3 separate regions of the Mus musculus genome follow, and all the other regions are linked to region 1. The links are chromatin loops, found by intact Hi-C in ENCODE. Cell type or tissue: gastrocnemius. All regions are shown on one strand. Links, peaks and the distances in the headings refer to the core of each region. The heading gives the core; the rest is flanking DNA.

The links. Hi-C counts contacts between places; a loop is a spot of excess contacts. Peaks named below come from ENCODE experiments on the same cell type or tissue, not always from the same donor. Only the 100,000 strongest peaks of a DNase experiment are listed, where the experiment ranks them.
Region 2: it touches region 1 in a loop (2.3-fold over the local background); 6 of 42 quality-filtered maps call a loop at or near these places.
Region 3: a loop joins it to region 1, with 3 times the contacts of the local background. A loop is called at or near these places in 4 of 42 quality-filtered maps.

What each region holds. Positions count from the first base shown.
Region 1 is chr4:11,070,330-11,081,246 of GRCm38, forward strand. It overlaps Ndufaf6 (NADH:ubiquinone oxidoreductase complex assembly factor 6), which reads right to left and starts at 5,876. Exons shown (of 9, transcript NM_001085493.2): 1 at 5,651-5,876; 2 at 2,815-2,914. The coding sequence starts at 5,847. In gastrocnemius, for the core only: a CTCF peak has its summit at 5,956; a DNase peak (open chromatin) is centred at 5,895; H3K4me3 peaks cover 2,412 bases; H3K27ac peaks cover 2,789 bases.
Region 2 is chr4:11,021,493-11,032,409 of GRCm38, forward strand. It overlaps Gm46843 (a long non-coding RNA gene), which reads right to left and starts at 5,208. Exons shown (of 2, transcript XR_001784238.1): 1 at 4,379-5,208. Gm35429 (a long non-coding RNA gene) reads right to left here. Exons shown (of 3, transcript XR_390394.2): 3 at 10,304-10,765. In gastrocnemius, for the core only: a CTCF peak has its summit at 4,933 (motif pointing right); a DNase peak (open chromatin) is centred at 4,948; H3K4me3 peaks cover 812 bases; H3K27ac peaks cover 965 bases.
Region 3 is chr4:11,178,379-11,189,295 of GRCm38, forward strand. It overlaps A630034I12Rik (a long non-coding RNA gene), which reads right to left. Exons shown (of 3, transcript XR_001784240.1): 2 at 1,500-4,864; 3 at 1-296. Among named protein-coding and RNA genes, the nearest start is that of A630034I12Rik, 7.4 kb to the right of the region's middle. In gastrocnemius, for the core only: a CTCF peak has its summit at 8,382 (motif pointing left); DNase peaks (open chromatin) are centred at 4,770 and 5,484.

The DNA of each region.
Region 1 (10,917 bases), core at 1,147-9,146:
CAGAGTTTAAAACCTCTAGGTTGGAGACATAGCTCAGTGGTAGAGTGCTTGTCTGTCTATGTATGGAAACCCAGCATAGAAACAAACAAAGACAACTTATTGTTTGAAAACCAAGTTATTATGAGGGGACCTCTGAGTTAACCCAACTGTCCTAGCCCATTACTATGGTGGTCAATACATGACTTCATTTTCAACACAAAGTATAAACTGACTGAATGCACATTTCCCTTGATGCTGCTAATTAATATCTCTTATTAGCATAATATATAGGCCAGGTGTAGTGGCTCATACCTATAATCCCAGTATTTGGGAGGATAAACAACGGCTATGAGTTTGAGGTTAACCTGAGCTATGTAGTAAGTTCCAGGCCAGCCTGGGCTACAGAATAAGGCCATGTCTAAGTTAACTGTGGAGGACACAGTTGAGCTCCATGGAGTCAGCTTTCTCCTCCCAGCTTGTGAAGTGAGTACTACTTGCTGAGCTGTCTCACTGCTTTAAAGGTTGTTTCTTGAGGCTGGAGAGATGCTCAGCAGCTGAAAGCCCTGGCTGCTCTTCCTGAGCATCCCCCACTACAGCACCCACATGGCAGCTCACAGCCATCTCTAATTACAGTGCCAGGAGATCTGATACCCTCCTCTTGTGGCCTGCACAGGCACCAGCTGCACACATGGTATACAGGCAAACACTTATACACATAAAATGATAACAAAGTTGTTTCTCCTTGAGCTGGAGGTCGCACTATCTGTAACCTCTGCACGTGACAGGTGGACATAAGAGGACTAAGGCATCCTCGGCTATATGACAAGTTTAAAGCCCATCCAAAACTCAAAGCAAGCCACGCTCTTCAGCAAACAGCTCACTCTGCTCCAAATCTGCTTTATTTCCTGTGAGAACCATTACAGTATTTGGATTGCTTGCTTATGTTAAGTATTCTTTGCTCAAATAGTCGGAAGCATTTTTTGTAACAGACACGGTAAGTACACTCAGCTGCAAGATCGTCACAAAATCAGCTCTGAACTGCTCCTGTACTGTGGATCCCAAATCTGCAACTTGATTTTTTTTTGGTGACTGACTTCAATTATTCAACATCAATTGTATGAGGGTAACCAGCCATACATTCCCCGTCAGAACTGGTGAATCAACAGGCTGTGAGGATGGCTCAGAGGCTAAAAGTACTTAGTGCCTGGCAGAGGTGTTTGGTTCTAAGCACCCATGTGGTGGCTCACAACCATCTGTAACTCCAGTTCCAGTAGCTCCAACACCCTTTCCTGACCACCATGGGCACCAGGCACACACGCAGTGTATGTAAAAGTGATAACCAAGGAAGATTTTCCTACTCTCATAGTGATAATTGCATGGAGGTTGGCAAGGTACACGCCTTTATTCCCAGCACTTGGAAGGCAATGGCAGGTGGATCTCTGTGAGTTGTAGGGTAGCCTGGTCTCTACAGTGAGTTCTGAGAAAGTCAGGGATACACAGTGAGACCCTGTATCAAAATACAAACAAACAAACAACAAACAAACAAGAATGCAGGGGTAGTTCTGACACTCTGGTCCTGTTCCCCAATTGGTTCTTGATCTGTCTGTAAAGAAGCCACGGGCCAATCGCTGGGTAGAAGGGATAGGTGTAACGTCTGGGTCCCTGGAGGCAAGCAGACAGATGCACGGGAGGAGAGGGGTTTCCAGTGCTTCTGGTGAAAAGCTGACCAGCCATAGGCTGCTCCTACTGGCAGGGGGTCAGGGGTGTTTAGGTGGGAGGTGCGGAGCTAGGCACATTGCTAAGAGCATGAGCAGGAGTTTAATAATGCCCAGCAATTATGCTAAGAAGGCAAATTGAAAGTGAACAACCTGTGTGTGTGTGTGTGTGTGTGCGCGCGCGCGCGCGCATGTGCGCCTTTTATCCATGGATTCAAGGGAAGCTGTAGGTGGGAGCTGGTAGCATGGCCTGCTCCTGGCTCAGGGTAGCAAGAATAACTGTATGGTTCAGATGCCTCATTGTCCCTGGGGAATTGCTGGTGGCTTTGAGATTTTCCAGGCAGGAGAAAAGAGTTTAGCTAAGGAAGAGAATGAACTCACTGGGACAAAAGGTGGTTGCCAAGGCTCCCGTGGAAAGGTGAGCCACGAGGAAATGCAGACTGCTAGGCACTAGCAGAGGCAGTAGCCTATTCTACACACATTCAGCTCATTCTTGTGTGTATGCCTCGCTGTGGTTCTCATACGTGTGCCACTCTATCCAAGACTCCAGCTGCCCTGTTCCTCACCACCAATATCTGACCTATCTGCTGCTGTCCTGAGAAGGCCAACCATTTGAGTAAAGTTCCTCCATTTCCACCCCCATTTCAAATTTGTCCTCTATCTTCCCATGCTCTGACCACGCAAGGAAAAAGAAGGCTCTGCTCTTCCTCTGTAATTCTGAGACAAAAACAGTCAGGGTCTGCTAGAATCTCTTGGGCTCTACTGTCTATTCAACTGCACATGAAGTCTTCAAAACACACAAAGTATGAAACTGTTAGAGAGAGTAGTAAGATACTCATTAGTTTATTCAATTGACAGACAATGCCAAATGCAAATCTGAAACACACTCAGAAAAACTTAAAAGTCTAGAATATCATTCCCAGACCCATTGAATTCATAGACCCATTGACTAGTTTTATTTCTTGATACTAATTAAGGCTGAGTAGCTAGCATGAGAAAGAAACCACTAGCAACAACTTTAAGTACATCTACCATGAATTACTCTATTTCTTTACTATTCAGTACCAAGCACACCCTACAACCATCTTGTCATAATATTTTAAGGTATTTTAATACCAGCCTGAGCCAGTTCCACATTGAAGGCCCGCAGTGCAGAAGCAGACCTTTGACACTCTGCAGGGAACAGTAAGGAACACAAGTAGCTTTCATAATCTCGTTTCCTACAACAAACAGAAACAAAGAAAAAAAGGTAGTTAGTCTTTACTTTCCAAACTGCACACACATACTGACAAAACCCAACCAGAAACAGTGAAGCCTTGGATCACAGGGGGCCTCAGTAATTAAGCTATATAGCTATTTCTCTATCAAAAATGTATCTGCTTCTCACCCCAAACACGTTAAAAAGGAAATAGTTATTATTTTATTTTCATTTACAAAGTACTTGTCATTGCTTCAGAACATTTTGCTTTTAGTAAGAACTGAAATGAGCTACAGAAGAAGAAAGGAAACCTGGGTGTGCTGACACATGCAATAATCCCAGCATTTCAGAAGTAACGGTAGGAGTGTCAGGAGTTTGAGGCTAGCCTAGGCCACATGAAACTGTCTCAAAATAACAATGAAGAAAGGCTGTGGGGGTAGATATAAGGAAAATATGTTTAATTAGTTTTTTATTACATAGAAAGACATAGAAATAAGATATATAAACCAGCAGGGTGGTGGAGCAGGCCTGTAACCCCAGTACTCAGAAGGCAAAGGTAGACTACAGAGTTAGCTCTAGGACAGCTAGCACTGTTTTACACACACACACACACACACACACACACACACACCCTATCTCAACAAACAAACAAAAACAATGTGTGTCTGTGTTTTTGCATTTGCTAAAAGAACCTAGAAGCACAAATAACCCACTCAGCCCTGGCGTCAAAAATAAAACCAGCCGGGTGTGGTGACGCACGCCTTTAATCCCAGCACTTGGGAGGCAGAGGCAGACAGATTTCTCAGTTCGAGGCCAGCCTGATCTACAAAGTGAGTTCCAGGACAGCCAGGGCTATGCAGAGAAACCCTGTCTCGGAAAAAAAAAAAAATACACCACCAAAAAACAAAACAAACAAACAAACAAAAAAACACAATTACCTAAATATGGACATTGGTTCCTAAGAACTCCAGGCACTCTTGAAAGAGTGATGTCCCAAGCTGGGGCCAGAGAAAATATAAAACAAGCTAATGACATCTTAAACATAAAGCAAAGATTCAAAGAATGGAAAGACTGATTGTCAAAAGAATACCAGAAACAAGTTTGGCAAAAGTCTACAGAAATTTGAGTATCCAGAGAATGGGTATGGTGCATACTCAGGCGTCTACAGCAAGAGACGGCGAGTCCACAATTTCATGATTTCAAGGGCAGCTTTTGAAAACATGTGAGAAGCTGTCTAGGACTATGATGGCTATCATATAGCTCAGTGGGGCAGATCTTGTCTAGCATCGCCAGGCTGTGAGCTCAGCCTCCAGCACCATAAAGAAAACAGCAACCAAACATGGCAGGTTGACAGCCAAAGCTTGTAAACTCAGTACTTGGTCAGAGTCAGGGGAACCTGAAACTCTTGGCAAACACAGAAGCAATTGCATTTCTCAGATTTGCTTCCCTAATCAGATCCAAGGTGATTTAGTTATTTTAGTTACACTCTAAAGCCCTTCAAAGCAGGCATTTGGCTGTGTACTTAAGAGCTGTTCTTCCAGAGGTGTGATTCCCAACATCACATTGGTTCACAACTGTTCCAGAAAATCTGATCGGTGGCACTAGGCATGCACACAGTTCATACACACAAGCAAAGCACGCATACACGTGAAATAAAAATAACACACAATAAAAACAACAAAACAAAACAAAAAAGACCCGACACTTGAGAGGCAGAGACCAGAAGGAGTTCCAGGCCAGCCTGGTCTACAGGGTCAACCACAGCTACATAAAAACCCTGTCTCAAAACAAACAAAAACCATACCGGATAACTGCTGTTAGCAGGGAGGGCAAAATGCAGGGGCGGTGTGGGTGGATGTAATTAAGCCATAGATTATTCATAGGGCTCAATTCCCATCAGGCCCAACCCCCACACATGTCTACAGAGGAAATCCCAGATGTCTTTCCTGACACCAGGTGAACAAAACACAAGTCATGAGGCTGTTCTTGTAAATCTCTGGCAAATCCCTTGTTCCCTTGAAATTATTAAACTTCATCTTAAAAATTGTATTTATTTTTATGTGTATGAGTGTTTGCGTACACATATGTCTATACACTGCTTACCTGGTGCTCAAGAAGGCCAGAAGAGAGCATTAGATCTCGTGTCGGGGCTGGGAATCAAACCTGAGCCTGTTCTCTTAACCGCTAACCCATTTCTCCAGCTCTTAATGCTCTAACTCTTAAACTCCCTTGATGGGAATCACAACTTGAAAGGAGAATTAAATAAGCTGCTTTGGACTTTACTTTTGTAAACAAAATTTTAGCTTTGAGGTTGCTTTGTAGTTAAATCTAAACCTCTGGCCAGTACCTCCTAAGAAGATGCGTCAAAAGTGAGTGTGCCAACTTTTGTGAGATGTGTTTATCCAAAGCACGCTGGGCAAGCACCCTACCAATGGACCTAAAAATGCGCAGGCCCCGTGAATTACTTTTAATAGTGCAGCACACAGAGCCCAAAGCCAGTTAACGGTGTTAAAGTCACTAGCTGTCCATGAATAAAAAGTGCTATGCATGCAAAGGTTGTAGGGTCCATTAACGTTAGGGTTCAGGCAGAGGATGTGCTGAGCCACGTGAACAGGCCTGCGGTCTCCTTCTCCAAGCACGGGCACAGAGCCCAGCAGAACGCAGGACCCGGAGGACGCAGCCCCAGGCTCGGGGTTCAGCGCTCTGCGTTCCACAGGCTCTGGGCTCTCGGGGATGTCCCCCGGGCGCGGCCACTCACCTCAGCAGCTCCAGGCAGTAGAGGTGGGAACCGGGGATGCCTGGCCCGCTGGCCGCCGCCACGCTGCGCCGGACCGCCGAGGGCCCCGGCAGGCGCCGCACACGTTCCCACGCATCCCGAGGCGGCTGGCGATGGAACAGGTTAGCCAAACCGAATGGCCTTGGGCCGCGGACAGAACCCAGCATGGAGGTCGCCATGACACCCGCTTCGGGTGCCCTCCGACCCTGAGGCCACGCCCCCCGGAAAGTGGCCACGCCCCCGGCAGATCTCTGCAACTCCGCAAAGGAAGGACGCCACTCAGACCAGAGCCAGGTGTCGCTATAATCCTGCACATTGGTGACTTGGTTGTCCTCTCCAGCGTCCACTCCCACAGAACCCCAGAACGCCAAAAGGGATGGGTGCCTGCTTTTTAAAGAAGCGACTGACGTTACATCCTGTCACCCCAGAGACCCCCATCCTCTCTTGATCCTCTTCAAGGGCGCTATTGACACTTGTAACCGCACTGCTGGAAGCTTGTTGTACCTGAATGCCCACTATTCACCCACACACATTCCCAGAGACCTCCCAGCATAGCCCTGAACAGGTACACTGATTAGCCACTCTACCTCCAAGAGAAAAACACAAAGATGCTTGAGAGATGCACCAGGTTATGCCTCCATTATCAACCACTAAGGATAAAGGGGAAGGAGAGGAAGGGGGAGAGAGACAGAGACAAAATTTAATTTCTTTCCTTTTGCTTTCTTTTCCTTTTCCTTTTCTTTTTGTTTGTTTTTTGTTTCTTTTGTTTTTCGAGACAGGGTTCCTCTGTGTAGCCCTGGCTGACCTGGAACTCACTTTGTAGACCAGGCTGGCCTCGAACTCAAAATCCGCATGCCTCTGCCTCCTGAGTGCTGGGATTAAAGGCGAGCGCCACCACGCCCGGCTCCTTTTTCTTTTTTAACAGTAACAATATATCATTTGCTGTTAGTTGTCTCTCACAACACTCTAAAAGCCCAAGAGCATGGAGTCATTTGTTTCCTGCTTTAACCCATTGACAGTCCCTCGATGTTGTAAAATCTGACTTGCCTCTGTCATCTGTAACGCCAGCACTAAGAAGGCTGAGACAGGAAGTGTTGAGTGTTCAAAGTCAGCCTACACTACACAGTGAGGTTGAAGCAAGACAAAAAGAGGAAGTTGTGAACCTGAGATAGAAAAGTAGCCTCTCAGCCAGGAATCAGGCCAAAGCCTTTTGCCTGTGGAGAATTTAGAATTCCAGTATAAGGCTAGAGAGATGGGTCAGTCAGTAAAATGGTAAGATAGTACCAGATGAGGTGAAGGAGCTCAGAAGACAAAAAGGAGGCTCAGAGGGGCAGGAGACAAAAGAGGGTAATGGGAGGCAAATGTTGAAATACATTATGTACATGCCATAATGTGCTAATTTAAATACTTAAATACAACAGTTTAAAATACAATAAAATGATACTATACTACAAATGATATGTTGTTACCAACTATTATTAATTGAATAGTCTATAGGTATAGTGGCATGCACATATAATGCCAGCATTTGAGAGTTAGGGGGAAAAAGATAAAGAATTCAAAGGATAGATGGGGAGATGGATCAGTGGTTAAGAACAATTGTTTGTACTCTAATGAAGGAGAGAAAGAGAGGGTGTAGACTTAGCGGGGAAGTGGGGGTGATCTCCAAGGAGGTAGGGGAGAGGAAACCACAACCAGAATATATTGTATGAAAAACCACTTTCAATTTTAAAAAAAGAAAAAAGAGCACTTTCAGAGGAGCCTAGCTATGTCAGCTCCCAGCATACACATCAGGTGGTTCACAACCACCTGTAATTCCAGCTCCAAGGAGGACCTTTTGCAAACTCTGGAATTTTGGTTTCTTTAAAAAAACAGAGAAATATTACACGGATGTACTTTTGTTTACATCCCAGATGTAAGGATGTGGGGCTGACACAGCAGCTGACTATGGTTTGCCTCGTGCTCTAGCAGAGTACGGTTTTGCCAGCTGCAAATAGTTTCTGTGATTGTGTGACCTTTGGTATTCTGGGAACCCTTCTGAGGGTATATAAGTGTTAAGCCCAGAGAGGCAAGGGGGAATGGTTGTTTGTTGCAGTAAATCTTTAATCTCAATCAAGGGTTTCTACCTCACCTTAGCTCATTCAGTTCCCAGATAAAAGACACAAAACTTCAATATTTATAATAAGTCTTTAAAGCACTAGAGCTTAGCAGATATCCACCCTCTATGCTGTTAGTATCTACTCCTCTGTCAATAACCCTAAGATAATACCTGCCATATTCCGACTAGGCTGCTCTTACTAGGAGTGGCCAGCCCTCATGACCAGTTTTCATGATCCCTTTTCCCATGGCGTTTTCTCCTTCACCTTCTGTCTCCCAACTCTCAGATCTCCAGCCTAGGAACCAAAACCCTGCCTACCTCTTTTCTGCTCAACTATAGGCCTTAGGCATCTTTATCCAACCAATAGTTTTAAATTAAGGATCAGGGTTAAATAGCATCACTTGGTGTATGTGAGGATTTCCTTGTCCCTGAGGGCAACCAGACTTGGGGGCCAGTATTTAGCATTACAATACACAGCATGAGACCAAACCTCAACAGCGCTTGGTCATCAGGGAGGTTGGTTGTGGTTTGTTAGTAGCTGAAGTCAAAGAAGAAACAAAAGGAAAGAAATTAGATCCAGGGATACATCTCTCTCTCTCTCTCTCTCTCTCTCTCTCTCTCTCTCTCTTCTCTCTCTCCTCTATTCTTCTTTCTCTCCTACCTAGTGTTAGGAGGAGAAAGTGTGTGTATGTGTGTGTGTATGTGTGTGTGTGTGTGTGTGTGTGTGTGTGTGTATGTGTGTGTGTGTATGTGTGTGTGTGTGTGTGTGTGTGTATGTGTGTGTGTGTGTGGGGGGGTGATAAAGGGTGGGAAAAGGAAGAATCCACAAAGCCCAGCTACAGAGGAGACCCACCCCGTGGCTTCCACGGTACCCACACATACACCAAGGAGGCATCCTCTGCTATAGTGAGTTTGGGGGCCCCCGGGGGAATGCCTGCATAAAAAAAAGAAAAAGTGGGGGGAAAGGAGGCACTGTGAATACATGATACTATGTTCTTAGTCAATTCTCTGCCGTCTTTGAACACTGAGTACACTTTCATTTAGACTATCATCAAAACAGAAAGCTCATTGCCTCTACAAAAGCACTGTTAATGACCACGTTAGCACTTTTTATTAAGTTGGCCTTAAGCCAAATCAGTTTCCCACCATGGCGGATTTAGTTTATTACTCTAGGGTAGTGACTGTCATTGACCTGGGTTGTATACAAAACATAATGGTACATTTCCCCAAACTCCAGCCTAATCTTCATTGCTCTTTGGTTGACTAATGACTACATTGTAAAGAGTTATGCCTTGTTGTTCCAAATATCATCACACCTCTGATTTTTCCATAGCCTTTGTTAAGAGCTTGTCATTTCTCATGCCGAGAATCCGGCCAACTTGTCACAAGAGCTCCATTCTCTATTTGCATTTTTTTAAATACTTATTTATTTGATTATTTTATTTATATGAGTGCACATAATATTTACATGGATGCCTGCTTGACAGAAGAGGGCATTGGATCCCATTGCAGATGGTTGTGAGCCACCATGTGTTGCTGGGAATTGAACTCAGGACCTCTGGAAGAGCAGCCAGTGCTCTTAATCACTGAGCCATCTCTCCAGTCCTGTTTTAGTTTTTTTGTTGCTGGTGTTTCTTTTTTGTTTTGTTTTTTTTTTTTTTTTAGTTCTGATATTGGGTTCCTCGTTAGAACCCTCTTTCTAGCAAAACAACAACAACAAAACAAAAACAAAAACAGTGTGTGTGCCTGTGTGTCCATATCTGTGTCTGTGTCTGCTTCCACCATGTGGATAGAGTCCAGGATTTTAGGCTTGGTAACCACGGTCTTTTCACACTGAGCTGTGGAGAGCCATGCAGCAAGCAATCGCGTGCGTGCCGTGAGCAATCGCCATTATAAGATGGCACTGGCTTCCACTGCGCCTAATTAGTAAATAAGCCTTATGCGCAAGTGCAAGAGTGAACTCACACCTAGTCACTGCCCATCTCGTGGCGTAGTAATGGGGTGATGGGCGAGCAACGAATCAGGAGCTGTCACGCCACATCAGGTGCTGAAACGTCACGCTGCGGGCTATAAAAGCAGCGCCATTTTCCCGGTTCGGGGTCTTCCCTCCTGATAAGTAAGCAAAAAAAGCTTTGCCTCAGAAGATTCCGGTTGTCCTGAATGTGTTCTTGCCGGCGGGGACAAAAGCTCGGGATACTGAGCCATCTTGACAATGCCTACCCCCTTTAAAGATCTATTTCTTTTTCATGAATATATGATTATATGTCATGTGCATGGAGGCCACAGAGGCCAAAAGAGAACATCAGATCACAAGGAGCTGGAGGTCAGGCAGTCAGCCACCCAACGTGGGTGCAGCAAACTGAACACATCCAATAGATAGGCAGCAAGTGCTCTTAACCACTGAGCCATCCGTCCAGCTTCATTGCTTTACATGTTATTGTTGTAGTTATTCATCCACAAAGCCCAACAGAATGGATTTCCTCACTAAGGAATCAGTGGTGGTTCTCACGTCTAATCACAGCACTTGAGTGGTAGAAGTGGGGGTCGGGAGTTCAAGGTCATTCTCAGCTGTCTATTGAATTAGAGGCCTGCAGCCACTATGTAAGGCCCTGTCTCAACTCCCTCCCTATCCTATGCCCCCCCCCCCAAAAAAAGAAAAGAAAAACACAGGTAACTGCATAAAAAATGTCATACTACAACCTGTAATTCAAAAAATTACTGTTCATACTTTGATGCTTTCCTTTTTTATGCATAGACTTGGTTTTATATATCGCCTGTTCAGTGTTACTTGACTAATCTAATGTCATCACGTACATTTTTACACTATTATTTTGTTCCTGTCAAAATCAAGCATCTACTGTCTATTATACACTAGCTCAACAGCTAGGATGTCAGGATTATAAACATGCTCTGTGTCTTCCTCCCCCTGGTCTACTGAGAAAGAGTTTTACCATGTAGCCTGGACCTCAGCATGTAGACCAGCTGCCCTCAAACTCATAGATATCTGTAAGTTGCCTCTGCCTCCCAGGTATCTCTTTTTAATTAGCTTTAGTTGTTGTGCCTGGACACAGAGGATTTTTGTCATCTGCTAAAAACCAATTCAAATACTAATACTAATAAAACAAAACTCTGAGCAAGTGAAAATTATCAC
Region 2 (10,917 bases), core at 1,625-9,624, 48 kb before region 1:
AGGAATCAGTGGAGGACAGGGGGTATCAAGGAGGGAGTGAGACCAACAGCATCCAATAGGCCAAAGCAGAAATCACTCGACAGCAAAAGGAAAGATTAAGTCATGGCTGTAGGATTAGCCACACAGAACCATCCTGCACATTTTTATACTTATGGATACAGGAGGATACCTGACAATTACTGTGCTCCTCCTTTTGTATTCTGACTTTATCCCTTGAGGGTTATATTAAGGCCTATGCTCCCACACTCCTTTGGTTACTGTTGTTAGGTGAACAGCTGGACAAGATAGTCTGGTGATTATTTTGGTCAAAATTGCAGTGCGTGCAGTGATGAGCAGGTTAGGTGTAACCTATAACTTGTGTACTGCTATCCAGGGCAGGCTTGTTTCCACAACACCCACCACAACACATTCTAGCAGAGAAAGAACCAAGGAGCAATCAGAGTAAGAAAGGGATAAACAGCTACACACAAGATCAAGTCAGTCCACATTCCAGGTCCGAGTGGCAGGGAGGAGCTTATCAGCCCCCACACTTAGCTGAAGAGCTGTTGACAGTAAGTGTTTGCTGTCAGAAAGAGAGTCAGTTTTCTCTAAAGGTATGGCTCCTGGCAAGTCATCTCCTGGATGGCCCCACATCCATGCATACATGGGCAGCACAAATCAAACTGGATGGGTTATGAGGGGTGGGGGGAGGGAGAGGGAGAGAGGGAGAGAGGGAGAGAACCTTGTGACTCATGCTTTTAATTCCAGTATTCCGAAGACTGAGACTATGGCTGTAAGTTCAAGGCCAGTTAAATTTACATAAAAAGTGTCAGACCAGCCAGGACTATGTGAGACCTGTCTCAAAAAAAAAAAGTTTGTGAAGTTGGAAGGGGGTGGGGTTAGGGTTGGGGGTAGACCTAGAAAAAGCTAGGGGGAAGAGTGGGGGCATACATGTGTGTATGAAGTTTTAAAATATATAAAAGCATTATAAATCTAAGAATGGACTGTGTTGATTCCTGGAGAGGTTTCTTTTTGTTGTTGTTAATATTTATTTTTTTACACGAGTACACTGTTGCTGTCTTCAGACACACCAGAAGAGGGCAACGGATCCCATTACAGATGGTTGTGAGTCCCCATTGTGGTTGCTGGGAATTGAACTCAGGATCTCTGGAAGTTAACCAATTAATCAGTTAACCAGTGTTCTTAACTGCTGAGCCATCTCTCCAGGCCCTGGAGAAGTTTTATTAGCAGGTGTGCATAAAATTGCTCACACAAAGAATGAGTTAATTAACAAAGCGTTGGTATCTCTGACCTTACACAGAATAGTTCAGAAGTACCCAGCATCCCCCTTCAGCCAATGCTCCAGCTTGCCTCTTCCTGCCCCATCTTCACTGGTTTTCTAATCCTACTCCTTCCTGCTTCTGCTCTCTTCCTACCACAGCGATAATAGCTCAGGTGACCTATGGTAATCACATTCCTGTCGGTGCTGCCTGAGTGTTTTTGGCTTGGCTGTAGCTCCATGGTCAGATCTGAGGAACTTCAGCCTTCCTGTTCTTGTCTCTCTGCTTAGTCAAGCCAGGCTAGCTCACAGGTTTCACTTCCAAGTATAGCACCAGAGAGAACTATAACCATTTCTTTCCAGAAATAGTTGATATATGGTGGGACATTAGATTACCCTTCCCAAGGGAATTATATTTAATAACTTTAAAATGATGATGAGTTAGACATGGTAGTGAAAAAATCTAGTGGGGAAACCCCCACTCAACTCCCGATTCATCGTGCACCCAAGAATCACAAACAGATGACCGTCTTGATGTAAAAGCACGAGGTAGTTTAATGGCAAAGCTCCTGGTCAAAAGGTATCTCACACAGGAGACAGTGGATTCGACCACGAGGCTTGGAAGCTAGGGGTTTTTATAGAAAAGGGGCTGGGGCTGGGGCTGGGGCTGGGGCTGGGGCTGGGGCTGGGGCTGGGGGAGGAATTGGCACGGTTTTACATGATTGGTTCATTTAAACATCAGCAGAGAGGAATTGGCATGGTTTCACATGATTGGTCCATTTAAACATCAGCAGCCTGTACATGCAGATAACATTTAACTTAGGTCAGAAGGGTGGGAGATAGGGAGGCACTGGGCCAGTCCGGCATGTCATTCTCTTTATCTTTATGGCCAAGCAGCTTCGGGAATGTCTTAACGACCAGCCTACCCTGGCATGTCCTGGCCTGTTCTGCTATGTTCTCAGCCCCAGGTTTCAAAGCTCACAAACAACTCTTTGGGCTATTTGACATAAATTACATGAATCACAGGTCTCAAATTTTATTTTCTTTCAGTAGCTTGTGTATATAATCCCAGAACTTGGTAGGTTGAAGCAGAAGGATAGCTGAGGCTAGACCAGGCTACATAGTGAGGTTAGGCCAGCCTGTGTTACACAGTAACAAAGATAGATAGACAGACAGATAGATAGATAGATAGATAGATAGATAGATAGATAGATAGATAGATAGATTTAAACAGAGGGAGAAAAGGAAGGAGGAAGAGGAGGAAATTGAAGAAGAAAAAAGATAACTGGGTTTGTGGCTCATCCCATAATACCAGTAATGTGGAGGCTGAGGCAGTAGGGTTGTTGAGGCCAGACTAGATTATATAAAAAGGGTCTGGGCTATGGGCATGAAAAACTCTCTCAAGAAAGAGGGGAGCTGGGCATGGTAGTGTAAGACTCTGATGAGCCTTAGGTTACTGGGAACACCTGAGTGAACCACATGTAGCCGGAATCAATACAAAAAGCAAGAGGAACTTACTGGTCCAATGCATTGGGGTCGTCCTGCACTGAAGGTGAAGTGACAACCACACACAGCTCCTTCATTGAGCTTTTTATACAGTTTTCAGTGCAGCAGCATTAGGCACAATGTGATTGGCAGAACAGTGTGACTTCTAAAACTGATTAGTCTTTAGGGAATGAAGTGGCAAGGACTTCCCTTGTCTGAAGGTGGGCAAGGGTCCATCCTTTGGAATGTGTCCCCACCCGCAGGTTGTTCCTCTCCCAGGTCTGAGGAATGTTAATTAGCCTCTCCCTTCTGGAGGAGCAAGTGTTCCATGACCTTCCAAAGTTCCTGAGCTGACCTTTTCAGTAGCACATGCCTTCAATCCCAGCATGCACTGGGGAGGCAGAAGCAAGTGGATCTATGTGAATTCTAGGTCAGCCAGGGATATGTTATACAGAGAAACCCTGTCTTAGAAAAAGAAAAAAAGAAAGGAAGGAAGGAAGGAAGGAAGGAAGGAAGGAAGGAAGGAAAGAAGGAAGGAAGGGAGGGAAATGCTGGGTGGTGGTGACTCACAGCTTTAATCTCAACATTCCTATGCATTTCTGAGTCTGAGGCCACCCTGGTCTACAGAGCAAGTTCCAGGACAGCCAGGGTGACAGAGAAACCCTGTCTTGAAAAAATAAAACAAACAAAAAGCAAGTGGAGGAAGGAATGGGTATATAAAGAAGAGAAGACCCATGTTGAAACACAACTTCAGATTATCTGTAGGTAGAGCAGAACAGTCCATGAAAAAAACTAGGAGGTTAGGGGACACAGGTCAATGCTGGCCTAGCAAGAACCTGTAGGTTCTACCCCTCAGCACCAAACAGACAAATCATGGAAACAAAAGGCCTCACAGAGGCAAGACACGCACCAGAAAGCCCAGTCTCCCCTCTTTCCTTTCCTGATTCTATTACTTAGCACCTCATTCTCTCAACACTTCTGATTGGCCCAGACCACCTTCCCAGGAAGTCTTTGGGAAGGCGTATCTTTTCCACAACCTTCTTTAGTAAGGTTCAACCTCCAGTCTAGCCCACCGCCCACCAAAGGTAGTAGAAAAGAAAGGTTATTAGGATACGAGGGAAGTGGACCTGTTTAGAAATAGTTCTTTGAGGAGATTCCAGTCTTCGTTGTTTTCATTCCAGTCACACCAAACACACCAAACACAAATCAGCCACTGCTGTCCTCCACAGACACCACACACAAATCCGCAAGAGCAATTCAATTCAGACAAAACCACACGGCTCCCCAACTGAACGAGTGGCAAGAAGCCGCAGGAATCTAAGGAGAAGTTCTTTGGTGAGTTTTTCTCTATGAAGTCACCACAGGCGAAGCTCAGCAACAAAGTATAAGGCAAACCCATACATGCCTGTCATCAACAAAGACTGTGGAGGAGCAAAGCGAATCAGTGCTCCCGTTCCCACTGTCTGGGCTCATATTTATAGTCTCTCTAAACATAACGCATCCTTTCACCTGTGTCTGCTTCAGGAAAACGGTCTTTCACATGTCTGCTTTAGCAACACATTCTTCCACTGGTCTGCCCCAGCAAAACAGCATTATAACCTGAGTCTCCAAAGAAACCAGAAATGTCCACTTTACCTTTGAGTGCTGTGACTGTTTGTTGTCTGTCTACCTTCTCTTCTCCAGCAACCTCCACTGCTTGTCAGCCTTCCTTCCTTCATGTGGTATTTGGAATTTTCTCCATTTACACGGATTGTACATGGGGGTTGGTCACTCCAACCTCCAATAGTGGGATACCGCTCGCCTGTTGGAAAGGCAAAGCCACCTCACACCAGAAGTGGCTCAGAAACAAACCCATGACGTGTGTTTACTATATCAGAGTCAATGAAACGTAATCTGGAACAATCTGGTGCCACATTGGGAGGGCACAATGCTTCTTCCTAGGGTTGCTGGAAGAAAAGTCCCAGGCCTGGGTCTTAGACCTTCTCGGTGAAAAAGGCATATGCAGCTGGGGCATGGGCCTTCCGATTATAAAGGGTGAGCGCAGAATTCGCAGCGGGGAGAGGAATGCGTAGGTCTGTCAGTGGTTGATGTACAGTCTCCGCTAAAAATTCACCTTGCTCAGCCAAAATTTAGCTGGGTCTTTAAATATTTCTCCTGTGCAGCTGTCATGATGTGGAACTCTTGACAGTAGAGGGCGCTGGGGAGACAGTGCGGAAGGAAGGGTTCTGCTTTCTGGTTCTGGTATGTTCTGTGCCAGCGCAGCTTCTTTTGCAGTGCCCAGCTCTTGCGACACCCACGGCTCTTCTGGCTCCTGGCTGTTTCTGTTTCATCAGATTAACGGGCACCTCCCCCGCTACCTTTAGAAAGACACTTCTCCACGAACAACTTGGGAATATCAGGGACTGTACCTCATATATGAGGGACTGCCTCGTGGCAGCAACTTCTGTCAGTCATAAAACACAGCTGTGCTCTGTACCACACTATCAAGATTTCATTCCAGGTTGGGGGACTGAGGTGGCAGAGTTTTTCCTCCCTCGAGTACTCTGCCTCAGCCCTAAGTGTTCTCCATATCTGAATTATTTAGAATCATCTCTACTCAGATTTGAGCCATAAAGGCAAAAGACATAATCCTAAATATCATAATCCAAAATGTTAATATGAAAGTCCAATATCCTTAAGTCTAAGATAACAAGACAATTAAATTCCTAAAATTACACTTCTGGGGAAAAATTCAAATTTATTTTAAAAGACTTATTTACATTTTAAGAAGAGATTTATTTGAGAAATGTAAAAATGCAATAGACTATTTTATAAGTCATGTCACACAGGAAAAAATAGTATAACACACACACATTCATGGAGAGAGCGAGTATGTACAATAACATACAGGTGTACTAAAGAGAATTCCATGGTTATAATGGTTGTGAGCAGATGAGCCATATTCATACATTGTTCAAAATGCAAAATTACAAAACACACAGACCTTAGAAGAGCTGAAGCTCAGGGTTTTCCTCAGTTCTGTAACGTGTTCAAGTCCAGCCTGGACTATCAACATGTCAGCGGATGTGGGGTGCAGGGTTCGGGGGAGCGGAGAGATGGCTCAACCGTTATGAGTACTGGCTGCTCTTCAGAGGTCCTAGCTTCAGTTCCCAGCAACACATGGCAGCCCACAACTGTGTGCAACACCGATCCCAGTGACCTGACACCCTTTTCTGGCTCCACAGACACCAGGCACACACATGATGCACAGACATATACACAGGCAAAACACTCAGGCCCATAAAATAAATTTTAAAAAAAAATGCAAGGATGGGAGTGGTGGCACATACTTTAATCGCAGCCCTTGGGAGGTTAAAGCAGGAACATCTTTATGAGTTCAAGGCCAGCCTGGTCCTACTTGGGGAGTTCCAGGCCAGACAATGCTATAAAGTGAAACCCCCATTTCATAAAACAAACAAAAAATGCAAAATGTATATGTACATTTCTCTTGATTAATAATTTTGTGCATCTTTATAAATGTGGTTGATGAGCAATTAGCATGTTTTGTAAGATAAATAAAGCTCACTAGGGAGCATGGATATTGCTCAGTATTAGGTAGGGCACATGCCTAGCACATGGGCAGTGTTCTGTTCAATCCCCAGCACCACAAGAAAGCACACACACACACACACACACACACACACACACACACACACACATGCACGCACACACACACAACACACACACATGCACACACACACATATATACATACACACACACAACACACACACAACACACACATGCACATGCACACACAATTCGTCATACCACATACACACTGTTTATGCAGTTACTCAAAAAGCCAAGAAACATTATCTTTCCCAAGTGCAGATGTACAAAAAATAATCTCTTTGTCTAAAAGGAAATTTTGACATTTGTTTGTTGGTTTGGTTTGTTTTTGAGGCAGAGTTTCTCTGTTAGCTCTGCTTGTCCTCCAACTTGCCTTGAAGAGCAGGCTAGCCTGGAACTTGGAGATTTGTCTGTCTCTACCCTTGGAGTGTTGGGGACTAAAGGCATGAGCCACCATGCCCCTGCTGAGGTTTTAAGATTTTTACCATTAAATCAACTACAACAATGCTTCTTTGCCGCAGACCCTCTGGGTCCCTTTGTCTGCATGGAATGGGTCTCTGGGTGCAGATGGGCAAGGAGTTGGAGGGAATGACAGACCAACACACAAGATTGTGTAGAATCTGAGTGTAATTTGTCAAATTGAGCATCAAACTTTTTATACAGAAGAAAATAGGGAAGTTAGGTGACACATCGGCAAGGTACAAATGAGGTTACTGGATGCGGATGCTTAATGACTCTTACACAAAACAAAGGAATGAAAACGCAAAGGCTGGCAGGAACTGGGCAATAAAATAACTGAGACAAAGTCAGCCCTATCTAAGGTCAGCTATAGTCTTAGATGCCAAGTGTGAGGTCTTTACACTCCTAGAGCAAGGGCTTTCACACTCAAGTCATGGTTCTAATTAGGAAGTTCCATTCTAGCTAACCATCTCATGAATAATGCAATACTCTAAAACCACAGCCCCATCTACTTCCTAAACCATTGTAAATTCCTGTATATGGGAGCAACTTGGCTTTTATTCTAAGTGATAGTGTAATACCAGAGGCAATTCTGAATGTCACTGAACAGGCAACATTCTTACTGAATTCCAAGCCCATGGTCAGCTCAAGGACTTTCTAGGACGTTGGAACACTGGTGAAGGCTTAGCTATATCAGAATTCAATCTTAAAAGGCACTTATAATAAGATAATACTTGAAGAGAGCACGTGGATCCATACACCAGACTAACGTGGGGATAGGGTATGCGTATACGGGTTAATGAGAACGCCAAGGTTCCAGGAGGTGAGTGTCTGTGAAACTCTTTGCCTCGTGAGTGCTCCCAGGCTTCTCAGTCTGTCAAACAGACTTCACTGGAGTGTGCGTGCGTGGCATTTCTTCACAGAACTGGTTTTGCATCCAGAGGCTAGACATATTTAATCTCAGCAGAAGCAAGTAGATCTCTGTGGGTTCAAGGCCAGCCTGATCTACATAGTGAATTCCAGGACAGCCAAGAAAACATAGAGAGACCATGTCTAATTCAGCCCTGAACACATACACACCTACCACCACCCCCCCAACCCCCGCCACACACACAAAATAACAGAAAAAAAAAATAGGGCATCTAATATCTGAGAAGACCTGAAGAGGAAATATGTAACATAGTGAGCTGCAAAAAGTGAAGTTGAAGGTTTAATACTATGTGGGAGAAACTAAGACAAGAAATAAAGCTTAAAAGAAAGTTTAGCATATTAAAAAGTGTATTGTTGCTGGGCAGTGGTGGCCCACACCTTTAATCCCAGAATTTGGGAGGCAGAGACAGGCAGATTTCTGAGTTCGAGTTCGAGGCCAGCCTGGTTTACAAAGTGAGTTCCAGGACAGCCAGGACTATACAGAGAAACCCTGTCTCAAAAAAAAAAAGAAAAAGAAAAAGAAAAAGAAAAAAAGAAAAGAAAAAAAAGTGTATTGTTGTTGTAGCCTTTAATCCAAGCACTTGGGAGACAGAGACAGGTGGATTTCTGAGTTCTAGGCCAGCCTGATCTACAGAGTGAGTTTCAGGCAGCCAGGGCTATACAGAGAAAGCATGTCTTTTTTTTTTTTTTTAATGTACATAACACATATTTTATGTATTACAGAATTTATCTACATAAGTGAGATACATTTTTGATCAGTGAATCAGAATTCAAAGTCCAGAAACAAAGGAAAATTCAATGAACAGTTGATTTTACATACAAAACTCAAAACAATCTAATTTTTCTAACTTTTATTAAATATACTAATACACATTTATTTATTAACCTGAGAAAGCATGTCTTGAAAAACCAAAAAATCAAGTGTGTTGTGGGGATGGGCTGTAGGCAGCCACCTGGAGGTACTTCTGTAGCAGTGGGCAACTATCGTTACATTTTATAAAAGTCTTGCATCCAGATGAATATCTGCTTTTTTTTTTTCTTTTTTGGGGGGTTAGTGGGGTTTGGCTCTCAGGAGGAGAAAAATCATCAGTTGTCTTCTAGATGGTAGTAATTGTTTTTTCCCCACACTTTTTTTTTTTTTTTCCAGACAGGGTTTCTGAGTATAGTCCTGGTTGTCCTGGAACTCACTTTGTAGACCAGGCTGGCCTCGAACTCAGAAATCCACCTGCCTCTGCTTCCCGAGTGCTGGGATTAAAGGCGTGCGCCACCACGCCCTGCCCCAAACTTATTTTTATGCCTATGAGTGTTTGCCTACACGTATGCACATGTACAATATGCCTCAGAAGCCAAAAGCAGTCATCATATTCCCCTGGGACTGGAGAACAGATGATTGTGACCAATGTGGGTTCTGGGAACCAAATACCAAGTCCTCTGCAAGAGCAGCCAGTGCTCTAACTGCAGGGCCATCCCCCAGCCTCATACTGCTTGTTTTAATTTTTTTTTTCTATGATTTGATATTCACTCCTACTTTTTCCATCTTCTACATCACACATGCACATTTTTCTTTTTTTGAATAGACTAAAGTCCATCCTGCATGTATTCACACACAGACCGCACAGTTGACAGAAAAATGGCCGGTGACTAAACTGCAGTAGTTGTCCATCTTGTTGCTCCTCACATCATTATTTTGGAACCAGTTAACATTTCTGGCTTCGTCACACAAACACACTGTAAGTGCCTTAAAAACTTGAAGGGATGTCAATGCAGATAATAAATACACTGAAGTTTCATTCCTGCCATAGTGAGCAGCTAATCCCTTCCCCCCATCCCTTCCCCCAACCCCCCCCCCCGCCCCCACCACCGCCCCAGACTTACTGCCCTTTTATGCAGCAGTTTTCCCACCATGGGAATTTCCGGTTGAGGTCTAGATTTAGGTTTTAGGATTTGAATCTCTTGACTGTGACTTCCTGGAGTTCGAGCTCCAGGGACGACCTGGGAGATTTCAATATTAAAGATTACAGTGATTGGGGTTGTAGTGCTGGGGAGTTCCCTGCTGGTAAGCCTTTATTCCAATCACTCATAGAAGCAAAGCATTTTTTAGGCTTTTTTTTTTTTTTCCTGATCAAATATGTGTATAGCTTTTTTTGTCTTGCTGGAAGTAAGACTTCCATGACTGGAATGTCTGAGTTTGGATCTGGCTGGATCAAAAGCTGCCTCTAGCCAGAGCTGGAGGTTCTTGCCTGGCATCTCAGCACTGGGAAAACTGAGGCAGGAGAATCAAGAATTTGAATCTGTGTAACAAGGGCCTATCTCAAGGGTTTTGTTGAACATTTTAAATTTGATTTATGTATTTTGTGTGTTGACATGTGGAGGTCAGAGGACGACTTTCAGGATGGTTTTCTTCTACCACGTGGTAGGACTTGGGGATGAACACCAGGCTTAGCATCAGATACCTTTCCTACTGAGCCATCTCGCCCGCCCAATCTCAAAAATTTTAAACTCTCCCTCCCCCTCCCCCTCCCCCTCCCCCTCCCCCTCCCCCTCTCCCTCTCCCTCTCCCTCTCCCTCTTCCTCTCCCCCCCTCCACCTCACAGGATCTTGCAATTACACAATCTTTTTTCTTTACCTGACTTATTTCAGTTGCATTTTTCTCTCTCTGGCAAATTTAAGACTGGCACTCGTACAAGGTACAAAAGAGGAACAACCAAGGGAACATAAAATGCTTACCAAATGCCCGGTCAGAAGGCAATATGAAACCACACATATTCATCACAGTGAAATGTTCAACTTTACAGCCAACTCAAATTATTTGACTTCAATCTCACCAGCACCATGTTAGGGCCAGAAGAACAAAAGTTACAAGGAGACAAAAGTCTTAGTTCTTCGTGGCAGCCTGAAGAACGATGCAGCAACTCAGTGTTCAAAATGAAATTAAACTAAGGGTGGTGGTGTGTGCCTTTCATCTCTGTGCTTGACTTCTAGGTCGGCCTGGTCTGCACAGCACATTCCAGACCAGTCAGAGCCTGTCTCAGAGAGAGAGAGAGAGAGAGAGAGAGACAGACAGACAGACAGACAGACAGACAGACAGTCAGAGACAGAGACAGAGACAGAGACAGAGAGACAGAGAGGATTTAACTGCCGTGTTCAGTTGTGAGTACCTTGTCATAGAGATGGT
Region 3 (10,917 bases), core at 996-8,995, 110 kb after region 1:
GTTATTAGTCTTTTCCAGAGTTCACTCATCACGATCAGTCTCAGGGGGAGCCCTCTTGACGTGTGAGGCATGAACCCAAGAGGGGACTCCTTCTACTTTAAGTGCAGTGGGTGTAGTCAATAGTACCAGGTAGGGTCCTTTCCACCGAGGCTTGAGGTTCCCCACTCGGTGCCTCCTCACCAGGATCGTGTCTCCCACTTCAAACTGATGTGGAACCTGTAAGTCACCAGCAGCGTAGGTTTCTTTCAACTGCTCCCAGGTTTCTTTCCTCATGACTTCAAGAACCTTCAGCTGGGCTAGGAGGCAAGATGAGGGAATGGAGGAAACATCAGGACAAGTTCTATTTTCTACAGTCACATAAATAGGCAGGGGCACCCCAAACATTAGTTCGAAAGGTGTTAGACCTGAGGCTCCGGGAGTGTTCCGGACCCGGAATAGGGCATAAGGGAGAAGGGCTGTCCAATCACTCCCGCCAGTCACCAAGGTCAATTTAGTCAAGGTCTCTTTTAGAGTCCTATTCATTCTTTCTACCTGTCCTGAACTCTGGGGTCTGTAAGCACAATGTAACTTCCAATTTATCCCCAGCTGTCTGGCCAGTCCCTGGCTTACCTGGGAGACAAAGGCAGGCCCATTGTCTGACCCAATTACCTTAGGTACCCTGAAACGGGGAAGGGTTTCTTCGAGTATCTTCTTAGTCACATTAGCCCTTTCTCTCTTGGTGGGGAATGCTTCAACCCACCCTGAAAAGATATCTACAAAAGCTAGAAGGTACTTATTTCCATATTGGGCTGGCTTGACCTGGGTAAAGTCAACCTCCCAGTAAGTCCCAGGCCTATCTCCTCGTAAGCGTCTTCTGCCATGGTGCTTGCTGGACCGGGCATTAGTGAGAGCACATGCTCTACAGTTCTTCACTAGGTCCTCTACTACCTTCTGTAGTCTAGGGATATGGTAAGGGGATCTATTGACTAGTTCTATCATCGCTTTTGGTCCCACGTGAGTGAGGCAGTGTATATTAGTCAAGTATTCTAGCCCCTCTTCTGTGAGGATCCTTCTTTCTGGGATCTTCTCAACCTGCTAGGGTGTGATTTTGACTACTAAAGTCATTGGCCCTTGTGCTGCCTCCTTGGCCACCTGGTCAGCCATCTGATTTCCTCTTCCTATTAGTCCAGCCCCCTTTTGATGTCCTGGGCAATGGATGATCGCCACCTTGCGGGGCAAGTGGACAGCTTCTAACAAGCTAAGAATCTCTTCTTTATTTTTAATGTCCTTCCCAGCAGAGGTCAATAGTCCATGTTGTCTGTAGATTGCCCCGTGAACATGAGCTGTTGCAAAAGCATACCAGCTGCCGGTATAAATATTGATAACCTTTCCCTTTGCTAGCCTTAAAGCTTGAATTAAGGCAGTAAGTTCTGCTTTTTGGGCTGATGTCCCTTCAGGCAGGCTGCTGGCCCATATAACAGATTTCCCGTCCACTACTGCTGCCCCAGCTCTGCACTTACCCTCTACCATGAAACTGCTTCCATTGGTGAGCCAGGCTACCGTTTCAGGCCAAGGTCGATTGGCTAGGTCTGGCTGAGTCCCAGTTTCCTCCGCCAGTATCTCCTCACACTGATGTACGGGGGTCTCGTCAGCTTCAGGCAGTAGGGTGGCAGGATTAAGAGTGGCAAGTGGAGCGAAAGTCACTTGATCAGTCAATAACAAGCTCTGGTAGTGGGTCATCTCAGCATTAGTCATCCAGCGGTCTGGTGGCTGCTGAATGATGCTCTCAAGGGAGTGCGGGGCCACCATAGTCACATTCTGGCCCATAGTTAGTTTATCAGCATCTTTCACCAGTACAGCCGTAGCTGCTATTGCCCAGAGGCAGGAGGGTCATCCGCTGGCCACAGGGTCCAGCTTCTTTGACAGATAGGCTACTAGGCACTTCCAGGGTCCTAGGGTTTGAGTGAGGACCCCACCTCAGGCTACTCCATTTCTCTCATCGATGTATAGGGTGAAAGGCTTGTTTAAATCAGGCAGTGCTAGGGCAGGGGCCTGTAGCAGTGCCTTTTTGAGAGTTTCAAAAGCCAATTGATATTCCTTAGCCCAAATGAACTTTCGTTTTTCTTTTGTTAAGGGGTATAATGGGGCTGCTAAAGTAGTGAACCCTGGGATCCAGAGTCTACAGAATCCCGTAGTCCCCAGGAATTCTCTTACCTGGTGAGGGGTGGTTGGGGTCAAGATCTGTGTCACTGTCCACTTCCTAGCTTCTGTGAGCCATCGTTGCCCATTCTTCAGGGTATATCCCAGGTAGGTCACCTCAGTCCGGCATAACTGTGCCTTCTTAGCCGAAGCCCGGTACCCCAACTCACCTAACTCGGCCAGAATTTTCTGAGTCCTGAGTTCACACTCTTCACGTGTTTCTGTGGCCACCAAAAGGTCATCTACATATTGTAAGAAAGTCACCTGGGGATTGTTGGCCTGAAAGGAGGCAAGATCTCGATGTAGAGCTTCATCAAACAAGGTGGGTGAATTCTTAAATCCCTGAGGCAGTCTCATCCATGTGAGCTGCCCGGATCTTCTGTTCTCTAGGTCTTGCCATTCAAAGGCAAACAAGGGCTGGCTGTTGGGGTGTAGTTTCAGGCAAAAGAAAGCGTCTTTAAGATCTAAGATTGTATACCAGGTTCGTTCGGGTGGCAGCGTGCTGAGCAGGTTGTAAGGATTGGGCACTGTTGGGTGGATATCTTGAACTCTTTTATTGACCTCTCTAAGGTCCTGTACAGGGCGATAGTCATTCGTCCCCAGTTTCTTTACCGGGAGTAGGGGGGTATTCCAAGGAGACTTACATGGGACTAGGGTCCCCTGTTGGAGCAGTCTGGTGATATGGGGGCGTATGCCCTCCTGCACTTCTCTGCCCATGGAGTACTGTCAGACCCCAATGGGAGTGGCCCCAGACTTAAGTTCAATTACCACGGGGGGGAACTAATCTGGCCATTCCCATTCCCCGTTTTGGCCCATGTCTGAGGAAATCGAGTAAGCCAGTCCTGTAGTCCCTCAGGGGTTTTCATTTCATTTTGATAAATCTGATACTCTTCTCCTAATTGTAAAGACAACACTAAGGTCTGAGGTGTCTCAATCCCCCAGGACAATTCTGGTCCAGAGGGGGCAAATGTTATTTGTGCCTTTAATTTGGTCAATAAGTCTCTTCCCAGTAAAGGCATAGGGCACTCCAGAATGACCAAAAAAATGAGTGAATTAGCTCTTTCCTAGGTCCACTGTCCGGGAAGTGGTCCATGGGTATGGTTTCTACCCCATGGCCCCAATCACTAGCATCTTTTTGTTTTTTTTCTTACCCAAAGGTGTTTTGAGTACTGAATATTCTGCACCCGTATTGACCAAGAAACTTATAGGGGTCCCCTTCACTTTTAATGTTATCCTAGGCTCGGGGAGGGGAGCTGAGCTCTGTCTCCTCTAGTCTTCATCATCTTCAAGGGACAGTACTTTTGCTCCCTGTGTCTTCTTGGGGCACTCGAGAGCCCAGTGACCTTTGTCTTTGCAGTGTGCACATTGATCTTTTTCCAGGGGTGGTCTATCTCTTCTGGGTCTCCTTGGCCCCTGCCGTTTCTCATCTCCCAGGTCCCCTGACTGCCTAGTCCTGTCTCTTTTATCTCTATCTACTACTGTGGCCAGTATTCGAGTCAAGAGTCTTTTCCTGTCTCTCCTGTCTTCATCCTCTCTCTTCTCTCTCTTTTCTCTTTCTTGTTTCTCATCCTCTGTCTCTCTCTTATGATATACTTTCTCAGCCTCTTTAACCACATCCCTTATAGTATAATCTTGTAATCCCTCAACCCGTTGCAATTTCCTTTTGATGTCGGGGGCTGACTGTCTGATAAAAGCCATAATTTCAGAAGCTCGCTGCCCTTCAGACATAGGGTCAAAAGGGATGTACCTTCTGTAAGCCTCCATGAGTCATTCAAGAAAGACTGAGGGGGAGTCAGTCGTCCCCTGTATAACCTCTCTTACCTTAGCCAAATTTGTGGGCCTTTGTATGGCACCTCTGAGACCCGCCACTAGAGCCCGCCGGTAATTAGATAACTGTTCCCTACCTCATGCCGTGTTATGATCCCACTGAGGGTGGGTCAAGAGGAATCCTTCATCTATCTCGGCCGGGGTCTGGACAGGGTGTCGGCATCATCCCGGACATTCTTCTGAGCTTTGAGAATTCTCTTTCTCTTCTCAGTGGTGAACAAGGTCTGTAAAAGCTGTTGACAGTCATCCCAAGTAGGCTGATGAGAGTACATCAGGAACTCTATCAAGCCTGTAAGCCCTGCAGGGTTTTCTGAAAAGTGAGGGTGATTAATCTTCCAGTTATAAAGATCAGAGGAAGAAAAGGGCCAATAATGTAAAAGTTGTAAGTCATTCTGATCGGCTGGGGGTGGCCCAACAGCCCTAAGGGGAAGTGCTACAGTGGAGTCGGCCGGTCCTTCAGGGGTGGCTCCCCATCAGCTCCTCGTCCCTGTTGAGGGACCTCCTCTTCCTCCGGTCCCAGGGACCAGGGCCAGAAGAGGGGATGGAGGAGCAGAGGGTTGGGATACAGGTTGGGGAGCTCGAGGATAAGGTGAGGGCAGAGGAATAGGCCACTCAGGGGGTTCTTCTATTTCAGGGTAGATCTTAGAGGTGGGTGCCGGTGGAGTGCTGTGCTCGCCATCTTCTTTAGGCTGTGGCTTCGGCTTCGGCTTCTCTTCACAGCACTCTCTTGGACAGGCAGGATCCTGGAGCCGGGACAATGGGGTAGGAGGAATGGTCGGACCCACTGGGGTGGGGATTGTGCCAAATCCTCCCACACTGTGATGTATGGCTGTTGGTCTGGGTGTGATCCCGATCCTTCCTGAAAAAACAACAGTCCTCACGGCCCTGGTTGGGGGGTAAATCAAAAGTTCCCTTGGGCGGCCAGCGTACCCCAAAGGCAGGCCATTCTGAGGTACAGAAAGTCTACCAGGTTTTCTTCTTAACTATTACTGATAAATTTTGTCCTCTCGCCCTAATGTCCGCCCAATGGTCCTCAGTTAAAGACAAAGGGGTTGACACAGTCTGTCCCATGACAAAAATCAGAAAAAACAAGAACAAAACAAGGACAAAAGACACTAGCACATCCAAACACACTTGCCCGCATCTGGACTTAAACAACCAGCCAAACGCGACCTCTGACGGGGTGGGATTCCGCTTCCACTCATTTCCCAGTAGAAGGAGTACTCAGTCTCCTTTGTTCTGAAAGATAACAGTCAGGCTCTCCTGACTTCCTTCCACCCTTGGCCAGGTTTGCAGCCTGCAGCCCTAGGACGTCTCCTTCCGCAGCCACTGGGTCCTCATGGCCCACAGCGGCAGCTGCCAGAAAACTGAAACCAGACACAAACCCAGTGGCACTGCACTCAGACAACATGTAAGACTCACACAGACATACCTCCAAGGGGGTCTTCGGGGTTCCTGGGTGTCACGCAAATCCCGAACGAGCCCCCACATGAAAGACCCCTGTGGGGAGACCCCCACTCAAGACTCGGGATGGCGCTCACTCAAGGAAACATGAAAAACCAGACCATCTTGATGCAAACACATGAGGTAGTTTAATGACGGAGCTCCAGGCCAACATGTGTCTCACACAAGAGACAGAGGAATTGACCCCGAGGCTCAAAAATTAGGGGTTTATATAGAAAAAAAGTCGGGGGATAGGGGAAATTGGCGCGGTTACACAATTGGACAGTTTAAACATCAGCAAGCAGTACATGCAGGTCGAGACAACAGCAACTCTAAAGGGAGGGTGCTTATCTTTATGGGCAGAGCATCTGGTTAAACTCAAACTATATCAGAAGGAGACCAGACCAGGTGGCCCATTACTTAACTGGGCTTGTCTGGAGATTGTCCTTGCATGCCTCTCTTATGTTTATGGCCAGTTAGTTCCTGGAATGACTTAACAGCCTTTGTGCTGGCCTGTCTGGTCATGCCCAGGCCTGTTCTGCTATGCTCTCTGCCTTAGGTCTGTAAACCTTCTGACTAGTCATGAGCCGTATGAATCATGGGCCTTGAATTTAATTTTCTTTCTTTCAAAATCAAAATATTTTATTCAGTGATCTCACATTCTAAATCCAGTCCCCTCAGCAGTTTACACAGGTGAAAATGATTAGCAGTCAAAGAGATGACCATCCTTTTTCTGAGATAAACCAATCCTTTGAAATCACAACATAGGCTGACTTGGTATGGTAGCATAGAGCTCCAGGCCCCACCCTGCACCAGCTTGCCCGGAAACACCAAGGGACTCAGGATAAGGCCACAAAGAGCCAAGTACAAATCTCAGGAGTCTCAAAGAGCATTCAAATGGTCATATGGCATCATTATTTGAGGGATCTTTTTCTTTGAGGAGTCTAGACTGCGTCACTCAGGAAGAGAGCCACTGAATACTTTGTTAAACTGAGAAAATTGCTAACTGGAGAGAGGCAGAAGGGTCGGGGACTCAAGGTCATCCTTGACACAGCAAATTTGAGGCCAGCCTAGACTATGTGGGACCCTGTCTGAAAAGAAAAAAAGTTTCTGAGTGTTAAGGAGTCAATCAATATTTCATTCAAAAGAAAAATAAACCAAAACCCCCAAAATATTTCATTCAACAAGTCTGAAAGACTTGAAATTAGGAAATAACTTTCAAAAGAAAGGTTTTTGTTTTTTGTTGTTTTAGGGAAAGGGATAGTTAGGCAGGGTCTCAGGGTCCCAAACTTGTGGCCCTCCTCCTTCCCCTGATTATCAAGTGCTAGAATTTATAGGTGTGCTCATCTAGCTCAAAAGAAAGCCCTATGGATCTAGGGCTGGTGAGATGCTCAGTGGGTAAGAGCACCCAACTGTTCTTCCGAAGGTCCAGAGTTCAAATCCCAGCAACCACATGGTGGCTCACAACCATCTGTAACAAGATCTGACTCCCTCTTCTGGAGTGTCTGAAGAGCTACAGTGTACTTACATATAATAAATAAATCTTAAAAAAAAAAAAGCCCTATGGATCTAAAAATATTGGACAAATGTGTTAGAAAATGTCAGTACAGCCCTAGAGTTGTACACAAGTGCCTAAGGGACTACTGGCCTAAAGAATCTTCCATAAAATTCGTGCACTTAAGAAACAAATAGGGGCGGGGATGTAACTAATTTGGTGGAGGTCTTGCCTAGCATGTACGAAGCCCAGACACATTAGATGAAATTGGGTATGGTGGTATATGCAGGTAATCCCAGCACTTGGGGTGGTGTAGGTTAGTATGATCAGAAGTTTGGATTCTGATTCTTAGAACTATGTGAATTGCTCTTGTACACCTAGTCATAGAACTAGATTGGTAAAACAGTAATTCTTATGATATAGCATTTATTGAAGGACCTGACACAGCAAAGAGTTTTTATGCTCTAACTAAACTATTTGACCTATGGACCAGAGGTACAACTTAGTCAGTGCTCTTTCCTACTAGGCAGGAGGTCCTGAGTTTGGTCCAAAGTACTGCCAAAACAATGTAACTAAGACCAACCCATTTCTTGTAGATTTAATGTTTCTCTTATTTTTTGTTTTTGTTGTTGGGGGTCTCAGTGTCTGTCTCTCTCTGTCTCTCTCTCTCTCTCTGTGTGTGTGTGTGTGTGTGTGTGTGTGTGTGTGTGTGTGTATAAAAGTGCTTGCCATGAAAGCCAGACACCTGAATTCAATCTCTGAATCCCAAAGTAAACAAGTGAGCAGACTCCTAAATTGTCCTCTGATGGCCACATATGTGCTGTGACACAGATGCTCCCATAATTTCCTCAGGTACATACTATTAAAAATAAAAACTCAAATTCATAGTCAGGCAGTGGTGGCACAGGCCTTTAATTCTAGCACTTGGGAGGCAGAGGCAAGCAAATCTCTGAGTTTGAGGCTAGCCTGGTCTACAGAGGGGTTCCAGAGCAGACAAGGCTACACAGAGAACCCTGTCTTAACAACAACCACAACAAAACTCGGTACATAGTTCTTCATTTGCAATACCAAAGTGTGAAAAGCTCTTAAAACTAAGATCATCCATTAAGTTTGGCAACAAACTTATTTCCCCTCCCCCCAATCTGTCTTAACTGACCTAAAACTCAGTTGTCACAACATTCTCTATAATGGCTCTCCCAAGTCTGAAAGTCTTTGCTGTTTTGTTTTTCTGTAACTATTAAAGTATTAAACAATGAATCAAAGATAGAGAGGTGCAAGGACTGAAGTGAGGGCTCATCCACTAAGAGAGCTGGCCAGTATTCCAGAGGACCCAGGTTCAGGTCATCTATCTCAGCACCCACACACCTAACTAACTTAATACCCACACAGTAGCTCCACCTTAAACTCCAATTCCAAAGGATCTGATGCCCTCTTCTGGACTCAGAAGGCACTTCATACATGTAGTGCACAGTGCAGGCAAAACACCACTTACTAAAAAAAAAAACAAAGAAAACAAAAAAAGGAAGGGCTTGAGAAATGGCTTTGTTATAAAGCACTTGCTATGCAAGCATGAGAAACTGAGCTCAGATCTCCAGCACCTATAAAGGTGTACAAAGGTAGGTGCTGTACACCTGCTATCCTAATGTTGGATGGTGGAGATAGGAGGATTACCTGGCCAACCAATTTAGTCAAATTGGCAAGCTCTAGTGTAGTGGCTATTCCTGGAAGGCTCACCTTTGATCCTAATCTGGAAGGTACAAGTTTCTGACCTAGATCTTGGCACGGAGATCTTGGGGCACAGTGGCTATGAATCCCAGATTAAGACAGGGAGATCTCTGAGTTCAAGATCATCTGGACCTTGGCACACACCTTAAATCTGGGCCATACCATCTGCTGGAACCTACATAAGGACATTGGAAGAAGGAAGATTTACTCTCTCTTCTTCTCCTGCTTGCCTTGTGGGACTGAAAAACTGCTAGATCCTTGGACTTCCATTCACAGCTACTGCTGACCATTGTTGGGGAGTTGGACTGAGACTGTAAGTCATCAACAAATTCCCTTACTATATAGAGACTACCCATAAGTTCTGTGACTCTAGAGAACCCTAACTAATACATCTAGGTTCAGTCAAAGATTATTTCAAAACCTAAAGTGGAAAGCAATTGAGGAAGACATCTAATTTCTACCTCTGGCTTCTGTACATACACATCCCTTGTCTCTTACTCACACACACACACACAATTTTTTTTTTAAATTAAATGTTATATTTGGCTGTAGGTACATTACTTCAGGCCCCCTGCTGGGATGTCAAGAAACATGGCATGCCATACACTCGTTTATGCTCTTTCAGAACATATGAAAAGCTCTTAATTTCAAAAGTTATCCAGCTTCCATATTTCTGGTTTACAGATTATAAACCTTTCCTCAGAGAGAAGCCAGGTCTGGTGGCACAGGCCCGAAGTTCTACCTACTTTAGAGGGTAAGGCAGGGTTCCAAATTCAAGATCTGCATGGGTTATGGAGTGAGTTTTAGGCTAGCCTAGGCAACTTAATGAGACCTTGTGTCAAAGTAAGATATAAAAAGGGACTGGGCTAGAAGCTCCAAGAGGTTAAGATACCAGCCTCTTACCTTTGCTACTATTCTAGTTATTTCTTGGCTTTTCAGAAAACAGATTACTTCACACATCATTTTTGTCTCATATATTCTCTTGTGGTTGTTGTCTTTAGTTGTTGAGATAGCGTTTCTCTGTGTAGCCTGGCTGTCCTGGATCTCACTCTGTAGTCCAGGATGGTCTTAAACTCAATCATGCACCACCATGCCCAGCTGTCTCATACATTCTTAACATATTTGTATCTAACAGCCTACTCGTTAGAATATATTTTTCAATCAACTATCAGTTTAAAAAAAAAATCTGGTCCCTGGTAATGCAGGTGTGTAGTACCCCAGCCATGTTACAAGCTGAGGAAGGAGAGTTGCAAAGTCAAGGCCAGTCTAAGCAACCTCTTCTCAATCTCAAAAAGCAAAAACTGAAAGAGTAGCCAGGATTCCAGCTAAGCAGTTCAGCATTTATGCAAGAGGCTCTAGGCTCAGTCCTTAAATAGGTAACTATTGTCTTATTTAGAGGACAGAACTATAGTGTACAAAAATAAGGAATCTGAAAGGTCTACAAAGAGAAGGCACAGCAAAGACCCAGAGACAAGAAGTATGTCAGCTGGGTTTAACTTTATTTTAAAGAAACAGGATTTTATTATCTTGCCTAGATTAGCCTTGGAGCCTGGACTCAAACAACCCAGCCTCAGCTTGTCAGTAACCAAGACAACAGATAAAACCCCTGGCTTTTGGGAACTTATTTTTTTCCTTCCTGAAAACGAATATGGAAATAATCAAAATAACTACTTCAAAAAATGCTGTAGAGGTTAAGTTTACTGGCCACAAATTTTAGGACATGTACAGTAGACTCTTCTGAAAATGCCAAATTTCCTAAGTGCATAAAGACATTTTATACTTTTTTGAGACAGGGTCTTTCTACATAGCCTGGCTTTCTAGAACCAACTATGTTCCACCTATTCTGCTTCCCAAGTGCTGTCATTAAAAGTGTGAGTCACCACACCTGTCAGAATTTTATATCTTAAAGCAAGTAAATGTAAAGCTGGAATGACTGGGGGGGTGGGGGTCACTAAAGGCAAACTTAAAAAGATGAACAATTGGTGTTAGAAAGATGGCTCAAAGGTTAAGAGCACTGGCTGCTCTTCCAGAGGTCCTGAGTTCAATTTCCAGCAACCACATGGTGGCTCACAACCATCTGTAATGGGATCTGATGCCCTCTTCTAATGTGTCTGAAGATAGTGACAGTGTACTCATATATATAAAATAAATAAATCATTAATATATATGTTATATGAACAAGTAAATATGTAACATGATGCTTTTAAGGAAATATCTAACATGGATCTTGCTATGTAGACCAGACTAAC